2 separate regions of the Homo sapiens genome follow, and region 2 is linked to region 1. A link is a loop called in an ENCODE intact Hi-C map of the cell type or tissue named here. Cell type or tissue: IMR-90. All regions are shown on one strand.

Region 1 (8,000 bases):
AATGAAGGCCACAGGGAGAATCCTATAAGCCAGTGCTCATCAAATATTCTTTTTTTTTATTTTTTTGAGACAGGGTATCACTGTCGCCCAGGCTGGAGTGCAGTGGCTCGATCTTGGCTCACTGCAAGCTCCGCCTCCCGGGTTCACGCCATTCTCCCACCTCAGCCTCCCAAGTAGCTGGGACTACAGGCGCCTGCCACCACGCCCGGCTAATTTTTTGTATTTTTAGTAGAGACGGGGTTTCACCGTGTTAGCCAGGATGGTCTTGATCTCCTGACCTCATGATCCGCCCGCCTCGGCCTCCCAAAGTGCTGGGATTACAGGAGTGAGTCACCACGCCCGGACTCATCAAATGTTTTATAGTGGAACTTTTCTGTCTCCCCTGCCTCCGGCTGCCACTCAGTGAAGGTGGCTGGGCACACGGACACAGGAAGCATGTGGAGGAGCCTGAGACTCCTAAGTGGGGAAACATAGTACTGGGCCATGGGAAGCCACCCAAGATGTTAAATTCTATGAAGTCCCAGAGGACAGGAGCTCTATGATTCTTCTTCTGCTTTATTATGCCTGGTACTGTCTTCCATAAAGCAGGTAAGTTTTCACTGAATAAATTAGTAAACTCTAATGATCTGGAAGCCTGAGTCTAAGATTTTGGAGAAACAATGCTATATATTACGTGAATAAATAGTAGTACCTTGCACACGAATATGGTCTGGGTTGAAGTTTAGGAAGATGTTCTAGAAAAAAATAAAAACAAGCAATTATTAATTCACTACTACTGAAAATAACCTTACCTAAAAAAAAAAAAAAAAAAAAAAATTCCATGTCTTATTTAGAATACTCAAATCATGTTCTAGTTTTAAATCATAGTTAAGCACTTGAACTTTGTGTTCAAGTAAAATATTACTATTTTTTCTTTCAACTCCTAAAGTTAAAAACCAGATAAGATGCATTTTCTTACTCTTAAATCAGTATTTCTACCCAAAGGCGAATTTTAAAAGCAAAGGCTTCTAGGAATGGGTCCATAAGTTGGCTTCAGAGGTGAGGAGCTCAGCAAACCCTTACTAGGTATATGTGCAGTTTTCTGCAGGGAGGTGCGCAGTTTTCTGCAGGGAGGTGCCCAGTTTTCAGATTTAAAATAAAGTCATGATCCCAAAAAGATTAAAGGCTACTCTTTCAAGAATTACTGAAAATGCTTAGGCTTGAAATATTTTCCATCTTACATTTAAAATAATTAAAGTGTTTGGTTTTTAAAAATTTATCAAAAAAAATCAGTGATTTCAAAATACGTAGGTATTCTTTCAAAAGCAGGTTAAATAATCTGTATTTAAATATTGAACTATCCACTAATAAACTTTGAAATGTTTTATGTTTTGGTATGTTTTATTTTTAGCAGTTACTTAATTGAAAATATGAAAAGGTCTATGTATAATGGCGTAGAGTTTTAAACATCAAAATAAGGTTTAGTAGGGTGTTCAACTTAATATCAAGCTTTAGATATTTTAATTGTTCTTAATTAGAAAATAATATAATTTTTTATAAGTCCCAATGACTTTAATTTTTTTATATAACTACGTAATGTGGTATTGTTACAAACATTCTAACATTCTAAAAGGTAACAAAAAATCTACGAAAAGAATTGAAATAAATTAGTATGCGATAAGAGAACTTTCTAATACTACTTAGAACTCCCCACCCTGTGTTCTGTCATCCTATTCCTGCTGATGGTTCTCGAAGACTTCACTGAAGAGGGTGAGAGGGCCAGCCTGAGGACAGGATGGTGAGAAGAGCAGCCTCATTCAGCAACACGGTCTTAGCATTTTGGGGAGGTCCTAAGTGGAAAAAACACTAAGAAAAAGGAGGAGAAATCAGGCCCTGACTTGCAAAGAAGGGTGCCTTTAATTGTACTGGGCATCGAAAAGGATCTTGCTGGCCCAAGAGTAAAAAGGACAATATACATTTTGGTGTCACCAAAGAAAAATGCAAATGTTAAAGGCATAACTACTTACCACTATGGGAAAGGAGATGACAAAGTTACAAGCACAAGAAAGTAATAAAGGCTTTGAAGTCCTATAAAGCGCTTAGTCTTCACCCCTAGCAAGCATTTTCAATCCCTTCCTGAGAGCCACAGAGAGGTCCTAGGACATCGACTGCTCAGGGACAATGCTGAGGTCTCTTCTGTTGGAGTATGAGGACTAGAAGAGTCACTCTGGGCAAAAAAATGGGTTACTCTTCATCTGAAATGGGATGATGGTTCTCTGCCTGGCAGTACCATGAGTATGTTGATTTGCACTGGTACGACACAGTCCCCTTTTGCTCTTGAAGGACCCTCGATCTGGACTTGCTCAGATGGGGGCATTTCTGCATTCTGCACACAGCACAGACTGCATCAGCCTCTTTCAATTAAATATGATGTTCGTTAGCTTTGAAAAAGAAAATTTTATAGGAAGCTCATTTTTAGACATTTAGCTAAACAACCTTTCTGAAAAAAGTTAAATTAGAAAAGATGCTCAATTCTGAGCCAAAAAGAGAGTAACAACTGACTCTATTAAGAGAGAAAATGATAGTGACACTGCTGGAAGGAAAAAAAAGAAAACCAAAAGTCTGGAAGGGGAATTCTGTGACTTCTGGAAGGGCACACAGATGTCACAGCACCCTGAAGACAAGATATAAGATGTTTACTTACCAATCACCACCATTCATTTAGATATATTCTTTAGGCATAGGATACAAAGGGTAAGACAAGAGCAGCAAATTTTCTTTACTACAGAAAGGTGGCCCGCCTACCAGTGCACGAACAGCCACCAAGGTGCTTGTGAAAGCGACTACTCACCGAGCAGGAGACTGAGTGGTGGCTGGCAAGAAGGGAAAGCGAGGAGGAGATCCAACAAGCAGGCACAGGCATCTCGTACAAAGCGGCTATAATCGGCTGCCCCTTGTTTACTGCACAGCTCCTGTAGCCTGCGCTTTTCAGCACTGTCACTGGTATAGTCCACAAGGGCTCGCAAAAATGCCTACAAAAAGGAGCCCGCCTTAAATTGTGACACAATTTGTGGGTAGAGCTATTAGAATATTCAGTTAAATGTCTGCCTAGGGATGCACCCAATTACCCAAGAAAAAATGAGAAAGCCACTAGGAGCTATTGTCAGGAGGAGGGAATTTAATTTACCATTTGCTTTAATGTTGACCTGTTAGAAAAATTCCACAATATAAATAAATAAATAAAACTAATAAAATTCTGAATCTCAATTCTCAAAGTCTAAATTCCTGAACAAAACATCAAACTTGCTAGTAAGAATTTTTTATTTCAATGCAATTACAAGTTATTAATTACAGGCAGACATAGCTTATTTCTCAAGGGCTCTTTAGGAACAAAGCACTTCAGTAATTATCTGCATCAAATGTTATGTGAAATGCTAATGGGTACTGCTACTTTAAATTCCATGGCTCAAGATGATTGTGTCCTGGACTTCCTTAACAGGGAGGACAAAATCACTGTTCCCAAAGGAGTCACAGGTTTCCAAAGGTTTGGCTGAAGAATCTCTGTCTAAAATACCTGGACACTAACAAATTACACGTGTTCCTCCAAGTGCCAAACTCAGCATTGACCAAAAACAACGACTCAGGAAACACTGCTGAATGGACGCCCCAAATCTCTGCAAAGACTTTGGCAAGATAATAAAAACATCTACCAATAACAGTTTGTAAATTCTAAAGCCAATACAATCTCCTAAATTAAAAGCTAAAACAGTGACAATTTTTCCTTTAACATACTTTTTTCACTTTAGAACTACAAAAACTTTATGGTACTACAACAGGAAATACTGCACTGTTTTTGGAGAACAAGATGACAAACCTGACAAACATTACTACAATTTAAAATGTAAATATTTTTAAAACAGCAATTCTACTCCAAGGAATTTGTTTTACAAATATACTTCAAGTAAGTGTTCAAAAATTAATACAGTACAAGAAAGTTTGCCTTTTTTAATAGTGAAAAAGCAAAAATGACTCAATTGCCCATAATTACATCAACAAATAATGGTGTATCCATAGTATCCATTAAAACTCTTTCCATCCTGAAATATACAGATTCTTGATTTAAGTTAAAAAGGCAAGTTATGGAACAGCACATATAATATGGATACCCATATTTTCCTCAGGAAAACAAAATTCAAGTGTTAACTCAGAGGGTTTGATTATAAAATACTTTGGTTTCCTGGGTTATTTCTGTATCCAGAATTTTTCCAATGAGCATACTATTTTTGAAAAAACCCATATATATATATATATATATATATATATATATATATATGCACACACACACACACAAATATATACATACACACACATATATACACACACATATATATACACATATACAGACATACACACACACTTTACACAAATTTTAAAAGGGTAGAGCTGAACCAAAATTGTGACTTAATCGGTAAGCTTTCATTACAGTAAATTAATTCTAAATACTCAAATTACATCTCGAGCTGATTACCAGGAAAGGAAGATGGAATATATATATATATAAATCTATATATATATAAATATACATATATTTATTTAGAGAGCTGAGCCTCTCTCTAAAGTACTTTACTCACCCAAGACTAGAAATGCAATAAACACATTAATAAAACGACACGAAAACCACACTGGGGAGATGGCGGCCTAATTACAACACTCTTTATGCTCACTGACAATACAAGTGTGGCAAGGCACATTTGAAAAATTGTATCCATTAATGGCCACTTCCGGGAGCTGGTTAGAAGAAATCAGTTACAAGTAGTTTTAAAAAAACAGTTCCTGGTACAATACTGACATCTAGTGGATTATTCTACCTCCAAGTTCACATAATAATTGATTATTACCTACCAAAACCCTTCCATTTTTCCTGAAGCTTTCTGTTACAGCAATAAATAGTTATGTAGTATTACACAAAGTAGATCTTAACAACTGTAGGAAGTGGCAAGTGGTGGTTGGGGGGAATCCTACGCTCTCATTAGCTTTCTGTCACCAATTAAAGAAGGAGCAGCAATGTGTAGCTGGGTAACACAAGGTCAACTGCAGTCACCTCCATCACTGTGGAATGTGCTACGTAGTTAATAACTAGTAAAAGTAAGACAAAGAAAAAGCCCTATTTAGACTAAGAAAAAGCCCTATTTAAGCCCTCATTTCAATAGAAAACAAAAATTTAAATGCAAATACAACATAAAAAGATTCATAGATGATAGTTACGATGATAGCACACACCCTTGGGAACTAATATTAAAAACATGCTATCAAGATCACATTTTTTAAGACTGCAAAGGGCATATTCTAAATTTGTTTAATCAATCCTAAATAAAGCTAAGCATATTTTAAAATAGTTACCTGAAGAAGACAGAAAAAAATACCTTTTTAGGAATTGCTCGGATTTCAAGACACCAGGTAAAAATGAACTGGAGAGAACATCCCGCAGGTATATGCTGGGGTAAGGTAGCTCCTTTTCAGGTAAAGACGGGAAAGGGGTTCATGACATAGAAGATGAAGAATAAAATGTTTTACACACTCCCCAAAACACAATTACTGTAGTACTTTACAGCGCATCAAAGTGCAACATGACTTGTGGCAATGTTTATTCAGCCAAAAAAATTCCCCAAAATGAATACAGTAAAAAACTCCACCTTACAAAAACATAAGAAGACTATAAATTCAAGATAGGCCAAATAAAAGAAAGGAAAATTATTTAAAATTAAGGAAATGAAAGCTAAAAAGACAGCAGTACTCCATTAGCATTATTCTTCTCAAAAAATCAATTTAGGACTACTTCAAGATTCTAAGTAAATAATATATTTATATTTTGAAAAATAAATAACTTCTCTTAATTATGGAAAAAGCAATTATTTTATATAATAAATGAGCAAAAACAAACATACTATGAGAAGTAAACATAATAGGAAAAGAATTTTTAAAAATAACCTAGGCCAATGCTTCTCAAAAACTACATTTACACTCAGTTTTCATGTCCACAAATGTCCAATAATTAGAACATCCATTATCTTCTTATTCAGTGCAATTAACATGAAAGTTAAGAAACTACCAATACCAGCGTATGCCTGTGTTCCCAGACCTTGATGCGCAGCTGAGCCCCAGGCATCTGTGCGGCCAACACACAGGACCCTGAACCTTAGAGCCACACTCTCACCATCAGCTCCAGTCCACTGGCCCACAACACCCCAACGTCACAGCATCAGGGCTGTTACCTTTCTTCTTTGTGTCTGCCTTTATTTTCAAAAGGACGCAGTGCTCTCTTTTATCTTCAAGCTGCAGTCTTTGGAGTAGGCTTTGTACCTCAGAATCACTGTTAGGGCAGATCACGCTGAAGGCATCTCCAGGCTGATAGGAAAAGTCTGTATTCTAGAGAAGAGCCAAAATGAAAAAAAAAAAATACATTATACGTGTTACATAGTTTAAGCTGTAGGGTAACAAAAATATAGTTTTCAATATTATGATTTTAATATGTGAACTCAGAAAATAGAATTTCAAAAAAAAAAACACACAATTGTTTTAAAAAATAAGCCCAACTAACCAAATAAACATACTTTCATTATTAGCAGTTACTATTAAAACGAAATCTGGTAGTTACCCAGTGTTTTGCCTTTTATCATACTTAAAGAATGGAAGTCAGACCTTCCTTGTTCTCTACAAAGTAAGGTCCTATGGTGTTTTCAATAACCCATGTAAATATAAAAATCCCTCTTACAAAAACATACATGCACACACACACGAAAACATACATTATGACCAAAAGAAACTAATTATGGTCAAATGCATTGGTTTTCAATTTTCTTCTCCTTACTTTACTCTTTTCCTTTAGGGGACAGGAAAGGGTACTTTATTTCCTTAAGTATAAAACATTACACTATCTGGCTCGATACTGGTTGTGAGCAAACATGGGCTGAAAAAGTCACCACTTCCCAAGTCAAGTCTATTACTAGGCCCATTGCCTCTAAGCCCCAGAGTGATACAGATGCAGGCCAGGGCTCTGGGGAGGAGCCTCTCACAATGACACAAGCTCACATTTCTTGCCAGCAAGGGAGAGAGACTGGACTAAGCACAGACCAACCCTTGCCTCTTTATGACAAAAATGTAAAATACCAGAATAAAAAATATTTTGGTGTACATAGTATTAATATTTATGGATGCAAAACCATCTAGTTTTGACACATTGTATTTTTTTCTGTTAGGAAGTTTGATTAAATCTACACCAACAGCCTTAATGTGCCCTTGCTTTTCTGAAAGAATAACCCACTTAACCTCTCAAGACTTTCATAAAATAAACGGTTGAGCTAAATGACTTTGAAGAGGTACTCAAACACTTATTTTAGGATTATCAGTCAGTTTCTTAACCTAAGGTCAATGGATTCCAGCAGGGTGTGGAGGGTAGGAAGGGGGCCCATGGAGGGGGTGCATCGAGGCACATCTCAGACTAAAACTGTACGTAAATGTTTCTATATACAGTTGGCCCTCCATATCCTCAGGTTCTCCACCCTCAGAATCAACCAAACCTGAATGGAAAATATTTGGGACGGAAAAAAACAATAAAAAATAACAATAAAAATAATGTAAACTTAAAAATACAGTATAGCAACTACTTACGTGGTGTTAGATACTGTAAGTAATCTACAGATGACTTAAAGTGTAGGGGAGGATGTGCATAGATTATATACAAATACTGTAACATTTTACATAAGGGACTTGAGCTTTGAGGATTTGGGTATCTGAAAGGGGTCCTGGGACAAATCCTTCGAAGATACTAAGGGACAAGTGTAATCATTTTTTGGGAGAGTCCATAATTTTTTCCAGATTCTCAAGAAATCAAAACCACTGCTCTGAGGAATTAACCCTAACCTGCCTGTCTGGGTTCTATTTCTTTTCTTTTTTTAAAAAAATTGAGGCAGGGTCTCACTCTGTCACCCAGGCTGGAGTGCAGTGGCACAATTACAGCCCAC
Region 2 (8,000 bases), 1.3 Mb before region 1:
GATTCATAAGTTTTTAGAGACCTTCAATTAGTCTTGGACTCACACACAATAATAATGTGAGACTTTAACACTCTACTGACAGTATTAGACAGATCATTGAGGCACAAAATTAACAAAGATATTCAGGACCTGAATTCAACATTGAACCAAATGAATCTGATATACATTTACAGAACTCTCCACCAAAAAACTACAGGACATATATTCTTCTCATTGTCACATGGTACATACTTTAAAATTGACCACATAATTAGACATAAAACAATCCTCAGAAGCTGCAAAAGAACCAAAACCATACCAAGCACACTTTCATGTCACAGTGCAATAGACATAGAAGTCAAGACTAAGAAAATCACTCAAAAAACCATGTAACTACATGGAAATCGAACAACATGCTCCTGGGTGACTTTTGTGTAAACAATGAAATTAAGGCAGAAATCGAGAAGTGCGTTGAAACTAATGAGAACAAAGATACAACATACCAGAATTTCTGGGACACAGCTAAGGGAGTGTGAAGAGGCATAGCACTAAATGTTCACATCAAAAAGTTAGGAAGACCTCAAATTAATAGGTTACCATCACAATGGAAAGAATTAGAGAAACAGGAACAAATCAACCCCAAAGCTAGAAGAAACAGGACCTAATCAACCCCAAAGTCCTAGCTCAGGTATGCATCATATATAGCCTGTGTTTAAAGGGCAAATCTCTCTGAGCCCCACAGTGCTCATCTAGACAACAAACAATCAAAATCAGAGCTGAACTGAAGGAAATCAAGACATAAAAACTCATTCAAAAGATTAGTGAATCCTGGAGTTGGTTTTCTGAAAAAAAAAATAAGATAGGCCACTAGCTAGACTAATAAAGAAGAAAAGAAAGAAGATCCAAATAAACACAATTAGAAATGAAGAAGAAAATGTTACCGCTGAACCCACAGAAATAAAAATAACCATCAGAAACTACCAGAAATGTATTGTCTTAAAATGCTGAAGGCTGAAGGTCCAAAATCAAGGTGCCGGCATGGCCATGCACTCTCCAAGTCCTTGAGGGGAGAAACCATGGTTACCTCCTCTAGCTCTAGTAGCCCCAGGCACTCCTTGGCTTATGATAGCTTCAATCCTATGTCTGTCTCCATCTTCACATGGCCATCTTCCTGTGCCTCTCTCTAAATTAGCCTTTCCTTATAAGGATACCAGTCATGTTGGAATATCTTAACTTGATTATATCTGCAGAGACCCTGTTTCCAGATAAGGTCACATTCATGAAAATTGGGGGTTGGGACTTCAACATATTTTTTTGGTTGGGGGATGGGTACAGTTAAACTATAACACTGTCCAAAGGAAGAAATACTCAACTGTTGAGATCTGAAGTCACAACGCCTTACTTTCTGCTGACAATCTTAATGCTCTTTCTTCTACTGCTGGTAAATCTGTTTACTTCTCAGGCTTCCTATATCAGCCATATCATCTCCATTGTTAGCAGATGGCGTTGTCTTCTTGTTTCCTGTGAGAGTCATGAGTCCTGAGGTAGGGATGGTGATCTCCTGTCTGCTTTGCCCAGGGCAGAGGGCTGTTTTACATGTTTCTTCCTTCCTCTCTCTACAGTACTGCTATGGACAATGCATTCACTTGAACTGCTGCTTTGTCCACTGTGCATCGCTCCCTGCCCCTATGTCTCTGGGGAAGGGGCGCTTCTCTCCTCCGCAAGTCTCAAGAATGCAAGATCCAGCAAGTCAAGATTCATTATTGAGTTGAACAATGCTAAAACTCTTGAGCATTGCTGATGCTTGAGTTAGCAGTGAGCTCGATCTTGTGTTGCTTATTCTATATCTGAATTACTATCTCAAAAGACTACAGGGAAGGATGGCAGAAATGAGTGCTCTCATAGTCTAGCCTAAGAGGAGCACAGAGGCACAAAGCATGCATCATCAGAATGTGTGGGCAGAGCATGACATGCTGTGGCCTTTTGCAACCCCAGGACCCAGAGTTTCAGAACTAATCTTCAGGCAAATGATGATACTGGCTTTTCCATGGTGACATCTGGCCGGGATACAGAGATCCCTGAGTAAGGACCTACCAGAATTCTAACCTTCCCACCACATCTTGCAGAAACCCATCATAAATATCTGGTATGGTTCTAAAAACCTGCCTTTAGCAAGCTAAGTCTCTTGGATTTTATACTGCAGTTCCAGGTGCAATTTCTTATGACACCAACAGCATTATTGGTTATATACTGATGAATACACACTCCCTTCCCCCTGATCCTCTGCACCTCTGCAGGGGCTCTAGATGGTGGGAGGTGCTGTCAGCTGTCAGCACAAGCTGGATTGGAGAGGGCCAGCAGGCCTGGCCCGAGCTCTGGAAGCCTTTGTGGGTTCTGCCTGTTTCTTCTTGCCTGGCCGCTATGATCTGGCTCTGCCTGTTTTTACAGCCCTGGCTCCTGCTATTTTTCCCGCATGCATGCTTGGTGTCCTTTAAGGAGCAATGTGCAGTTTCGGGGGCGCATTCTGCCTTCCTCACCATGTTGCTTTGCAGTTTGTGATTATTTTGTCCTCACTTTGCTTGATTTTGCCTCCTGGCTAATTCTGGCTCCTAGTTAGTTTAGTTTAAATTTCCATTTTCCCCAGTCTCTGGTGGGTCTGTTCCATCCCTTTCTCACACTGTTCAAGTTGCACTTTCCCCCATACTACTGGAGCTCTTGGTCAGTCTCTTGCCCCAACCTTACGAGAGCCCCCATTTTACTTGCAGAGAAAGCCAGAGTGCTGCCATGGCCCTCCTGTTCCCTTCCTGTCCTCATCTATGTGCTCCCTTGGCTTTAGCCTCTGAAATGCCACACAGTGCCTCTGGTTCTTCCTTGCCTTTCAGAGCTCAGCAAACTTTTCTATAAAGGGCCAGTGAATAAATATTTTAGGCTTTGCAGTCCACATGGCCACTGTTGCATTTTTTCAATCTTTCCATCATAGTATGAAAATCTCCACAGTCTATGGATGCATGAGTGTGACTGGGTGCTAATAAAACTTTATTCACAAAATGGGCAGCAGGTAGGATTTGGCCCATGGGCTAGAGTTTGCTGGGCGCTGTTCTGCCTGGAAAGCTCTTCCCCCAGACAACCCATCTGGCCAACTGTCCCATCTTTTTTGAGTCTTTGCTCAAATGCCATCTTCTTAATGGAACCCAAGCCTCACCACCTTATTTCAGATCACAGCTCCCTCCTATCTAGCCCTTTTGACTCTTCTTACCATGTTCAGTTTTAGCCTCAGCTATTAATGTTATTTCCTCCCACCACTACAATGAAAGTTCCCAATGACCAGGACTTAACGTCTTTTTCTCACTCCTGGGTCCCACATGCTTACAGCAGTGCTGGCATTAAAGTAAGCACTCAACGGACATTTTTTCTAATTAATGAGTTAAATGGTGCTATGGTCTGAACATTTATGTCCTCCCAAAAGTCGTAGGTTAAAATTGAACCTTCAATGTAATGGTATTACGAGGTGAGGCATTTGAGAGCTGATTAGGTCATAAAGGTGGAGTCCCTCATGAATGGGATTCGTGCCCGAGTAAACAAGACCCCGGAGAGCTCCCTCATTCCTCCCACCTTGTGAGGACACAGTGAGAAGGTGCCGGCTAGGAACCAGAAAGCAAACCCTTGCCAGACACCACATCTACTGGTGCCTGGATCATAGACTTCCCAGCCTCCAGACTGTGAGAAAGAAATGTTGGTTGTTTATAAGCTGCCGAGTTTATGGTATTTTTTGTTACAGCAGCTGGAATAGATGAAGACAATGGGTAGATAGTTGACTTCTTTGTTTTCCCCACTATTTTATGAATTCCTTAAGGGCAGGGGCTCTGTGGAAGCCTGCTTTATGTGCTCAGCATCTTACTCAGTGTCTGAAACATAGATGAGGATTAATCCATATTTGTTGAATGAGTAAGACATTAGCACACTTCACAAATAGCAGAAATGTGAATAATGTTAAACATGGGAGAATGTTCTATTAATTATATATCAGAATTAAACAGCAACAAAAACACAGATATGCATATTTGAAATTGAACCTGGTCCAAAAATTTATAACATCTTCCCTTTGAGCCCTCATCTCACTTAGCCCCCCATTTCCAGCCATTATTTATTGTCATTTCTCAAAGGCAGTACAATCAATTGGATGACATTCTGGATGAATCTGGAACATTAAGTTATGTGTTTGGTAATGAATATATTTCAAAGTCATATTTTCTCCTGTGCCAAAGTCGCTCTTAAAACAAACTTATGTGTTTAGAGAAATACCTTAACAGCTTTAATGCATTAAAATATTAATCGTTAATAACTTTGAAATGATTACTGTAAGGCAGGATAATAAATGTTTAATGGTTGATGCTTAAAATAGAAAAGCAATAAAACTTGCCTTCAAGAAACTGGCAATCAAGTTGGGGAACAATAAACCCATGAAAAGGTGAAAATACATTTCCAAATTAATATTGTGCAAATTGAGTTTGTGAGTTTTGAAGGAATTATGTGCTTGCACACAGAGGAAAAACTTGAGTAGGAACTTGGAAAAACTAACTCCTAAATGAGGCTTAATAACTCAGCATGAACATCTAATCCACGTAGCCTTATTAACACTCAGAGACCAGCTGGCTTTCCTTCTCTGGTGGAAATGTGTACTTATCCCACTGAGTTCTCCCAGGGAACTCCACAGTGTCCTGCAGTCTCTGAGATTTTGGCCAGGATTTCATATGGAGGTGAACTCACTTGAAATCCACAAGCATTGTCTTTTCAACTGTATCATTTTTTATGAGCTATTATAATTCTAGTTGAGAAAACTCTTCTGGTAACAATGTTAAATTCTGTTTGTTTGAAATACATTGATGATGTTACTCAAGCATTAAGTAGACCCTTGAGGTCTTTAAAATGCAACTATGAACCTTCTAATGATTAATGATAATTTACTTGGAGGATGAAAATCTCCTCCGTGCTTAAGTCAAGGAGAAATTCTTTCTGCTTGTCCTGAAGAGAGGTGCTTTGGGGAGCTCAGTGCTTCTCCTTGGGACCAGGTGCTGACTCTGAACAGCCTGAGCACAGCTAGGGTGGCGTGACTTTGTTGGGCTCCAACCTGGGGACAGTGAGAGCCTGTTTGGAAGGGTATGCACAGCACAGTACCTGGAGGTGTGACTGGTCTGCAAGAGGTGCTCTCTCGACTGACAAGATTCGCTACAGCTGGAAATTCAGAAATGGAAGCAGAGGTCAGAGAACAAGCAAAACAAAGACAAATGAGGATTGGGAATGAAGTATATGTGGGTACCAAAATGCAAGTATTTGTCAAGAAAAAGAAGCTCTGTAAAGCCAGAATAGAATCAAGACTGCATAGTCAGCAGCCTATTTTTTTTTTCCAAATAAGCACCTGGGGAGATGCTTAAAAAGAATGACCTTGTGAACAATAAGTTCTTTTCAGCATTACAAGTCCAAGGCTGATATCTTATTCAAGTTTAAACTTGCTAGGGTGAAGATGAGATGACATGGATGGAAAGTGTGTTGAGCAAAGTTGTGTGACATGTGACACAGCACAATGAGATGCCCTTTTCTAATATTCAGGCCTGATCAAGCCTGTCAGCAGCCATTGCCAGTTGCCTATGCCTTGTGGGATGGCTGCAGTTCAGATATCGTGCTGTAAATCTAATCTTATTATCTTTGAGGGTCAGGAATCATTTTAAATCAATGGCCTCCATGCATATCGCCTGCCTGTCCATGTACTTATTGGAGTATCTGTTACTTGTAGTTATTACACCACCCGCAAGGAAGAGTCGCAGTAGCTATTTACAATATGCTAGGTAGATGGAAGACTCCAAATCCATGTCATCTGCCATCCTTCTTACAACCTCTTAAGGGAGATTGCATTATCCTTCTTCTACAGATGAGCACTATGGGGCTCAGAGGGACTTGCCCCCTGACACAGGCCATACCTGATGCATACCTGAGCTAGCGCTTGAAAACAGATCCACTCCAGAGCTTGCACCCTTCCTCCTTTACAAGCTGCTGACCTTCCCTTTGTTTAGTTGGCACTTTAGGAAATACCAGCGTTACAAATGGCCTCCATCTCTCTCTCCCGATGCCCACATTTTCATGCATGAGCTGCCATGAAGAGGGGTATGTGGACTCTGGAAAAGGTTGAGAGCATTTTCTTGACTGTTGTAGCCTTGCATACATGGTGCAATAAACTGGGGCTGTTAAACCCAAAGTAGAAAAGCCTGTGTGGTAATTTAATGCAGACCTTTATGGGTACAAAAGTGTGGTTAAGTGACATGAGTCAGTTCTTACGGTGCTCTGAAAACACTGTATTGCTCCATCCTGTACATCGAGCACAGAGGGCTTAAAAGCTGGGGAGCCACAGGTCCTCTCCAGTCATGTGAGGAAGCTTCTACACTTGCCAATATACTTGCCAAAGGTCTTTTACTACCTTTAGATTTTAATTTGTGCATTCCAAAAGAAAAGGGATGAGTAAATCTTTCTTTCTCCTGCTACCACATTATGGGGATACTTGCATGAACTGTATATACATGAGTCAAGGAAACCTCATAAAGAATAAATCCACTACAAGAAGGGATGCCTCACTGTAGTGAAGATATCATGCAGACGTGTACTAGAACTGCTAAAACAATTGGGAAATGGCTCAATGTTCATTGTCTAGAGATTCTAGCAGTTTCCTAGTGACAGTCTTGAATCCCTCTTGATGTCCTTGCCTGATGACTAATGTTACCTCCTTTCCTTCTTAAAAGCATCCCAGTTTAGAGCATAAATCATGTTGTCATCTTGTTTCTAAAATGCCCAGATTTATGTGTTTCTATAAATTTGTCTCTATATTATTCTATTGAACTTTTTATTTATCCCAGTCAAGGGCCTCTGACATTTGTTCACTCACTGCCACATATTGGGAAGTCGGCTCCCTGTGTCTTGGTCTTCTTTTTGCCCCAGCTCAGATCAACTCAGGAGACAAAGCCAGAGCCATCATGCACGTTTCCTTATTCTACAGTAGCTTATTGGGAAGAAGTATGATAACAACTGAATAATGTTGGAGCTCAATGTCTTCTTTCAGTAAAATCTTACATGGTTTTCTTTCAGTCTTTTAACATATTTTTTAGGAGTTAAAATATTTACCAGATTTTAAAATTTAAATTAACATTCCAATAAAAACCTTGTATTAATTTGATCTGGCAGATTAAATGATTAATTCTTCAAAGAAGTGAACCTGTAAATTTAAAATATCATCAGAGAAAAATGAACATGGCGAATAGAAATTTTGTGTTTTGACAATTTTCAGAAATATTCATGAAATGATATATAACTAATAGGAGTGTGTGATTTGGCAGAATTTTATAAGAGAGGGCTATGTGCTTGGAATGGAATAAGAGCAGAGTAGACACTAAAGTCTGTCACTTTGAACTAGAACATTTAGACACATATCCAGTTAATAAAACTCCTATTGACCTAAAGATATGGAGAATTGTAGGTGTGAGTTTTGGACTTGTAGGGCGGTGTGAAGAAGTGGTGCTTCTCATTTAGGGGAAGCCAGCCCATTTCCCCTTGGTAAAAGTGGTTCCTACTTGAATCAGCAAATTCATGAAAGTAGTGTATTTTCAATGGGTCATATTCCCCAGGAAGAAGGAAGGAATCAAATGTGCTAGAACTGTCTTTCCACTCCTACTGCAAGGGTCTTAGCAATAACTTTTTTCTGTCAAGGGGCTCAATGAGTGACACACCTGAGGATGCAAGGCCCTGATTGCTGTGAAAATAGTTACCAAGGATGCACTTGGCTCCAACTTCCTACCCCATCCCACACCACACACCCAGGAAACGGAGTGATAAGTTTTTCTTTAAAACTCTTTGGTGTCTCTCCAATGGCAGTTGAAATCCATACTCCTTGTTATGGGCTCCTGGCTTTGCCTGGCTTTCCACCTCCCGTCCTGTTGATCTCTTTGATCCTGACTGTGGCTTCATTCCATTCCTTGCCA

Evidence for each region. Hi-C counts contacts between places; a loop is a spot of excess contacts. Peaks named below come from ENCODE experiments on the same cell type or tissue, not always from the same donor. Only the 100,000 strongest peaks of a DNase experiment are listed, where the experiment ranks them.
Region 2: a loop joins it to region 1, with 6 times the contacts of the local background. A loop is called at or near these places in 9 of 110 quality-filtered maps.

The regions. Positions count from the first base shown.
Region 1 is chr5:7,884,106-7,892,105 of GRCh38, reverse strand. MTRR (5-methyltetrahydrofolate-homocysteine methyltransferase reductase) reads right to left here. Exons shown (of 15, transcript NM_002454.3): 7 at 6,252-6,405; 8 at 5,403-5,491; 9 at 2,831-3,011; 10 at 692-734. Among named protein-coding and RNA genes, the nearest start is that of MTRR, 19 kb to the right of the region's middle. In IMR-90, a CTCF peak has its summit at 4,834 (motif pointing left); a DNase peak (open chromatin) is centred at 4,795; H3K27ac peaks cover 1,095 bases.
Region 2 is chr5:9,208,655-9,216,654 of GRCh38, reverse strand. All of the region lies in intron 8 of SEMA5A (semaphorin 5A), which reads left to right. Among named protein-coding and RNA genes, the nearest start is that of MIR4636, 160 kb to the right of the region's middle. In IMR-90, no CTCF peak of the experiment used is centred here; no DNase peak of the experiment used is centred here.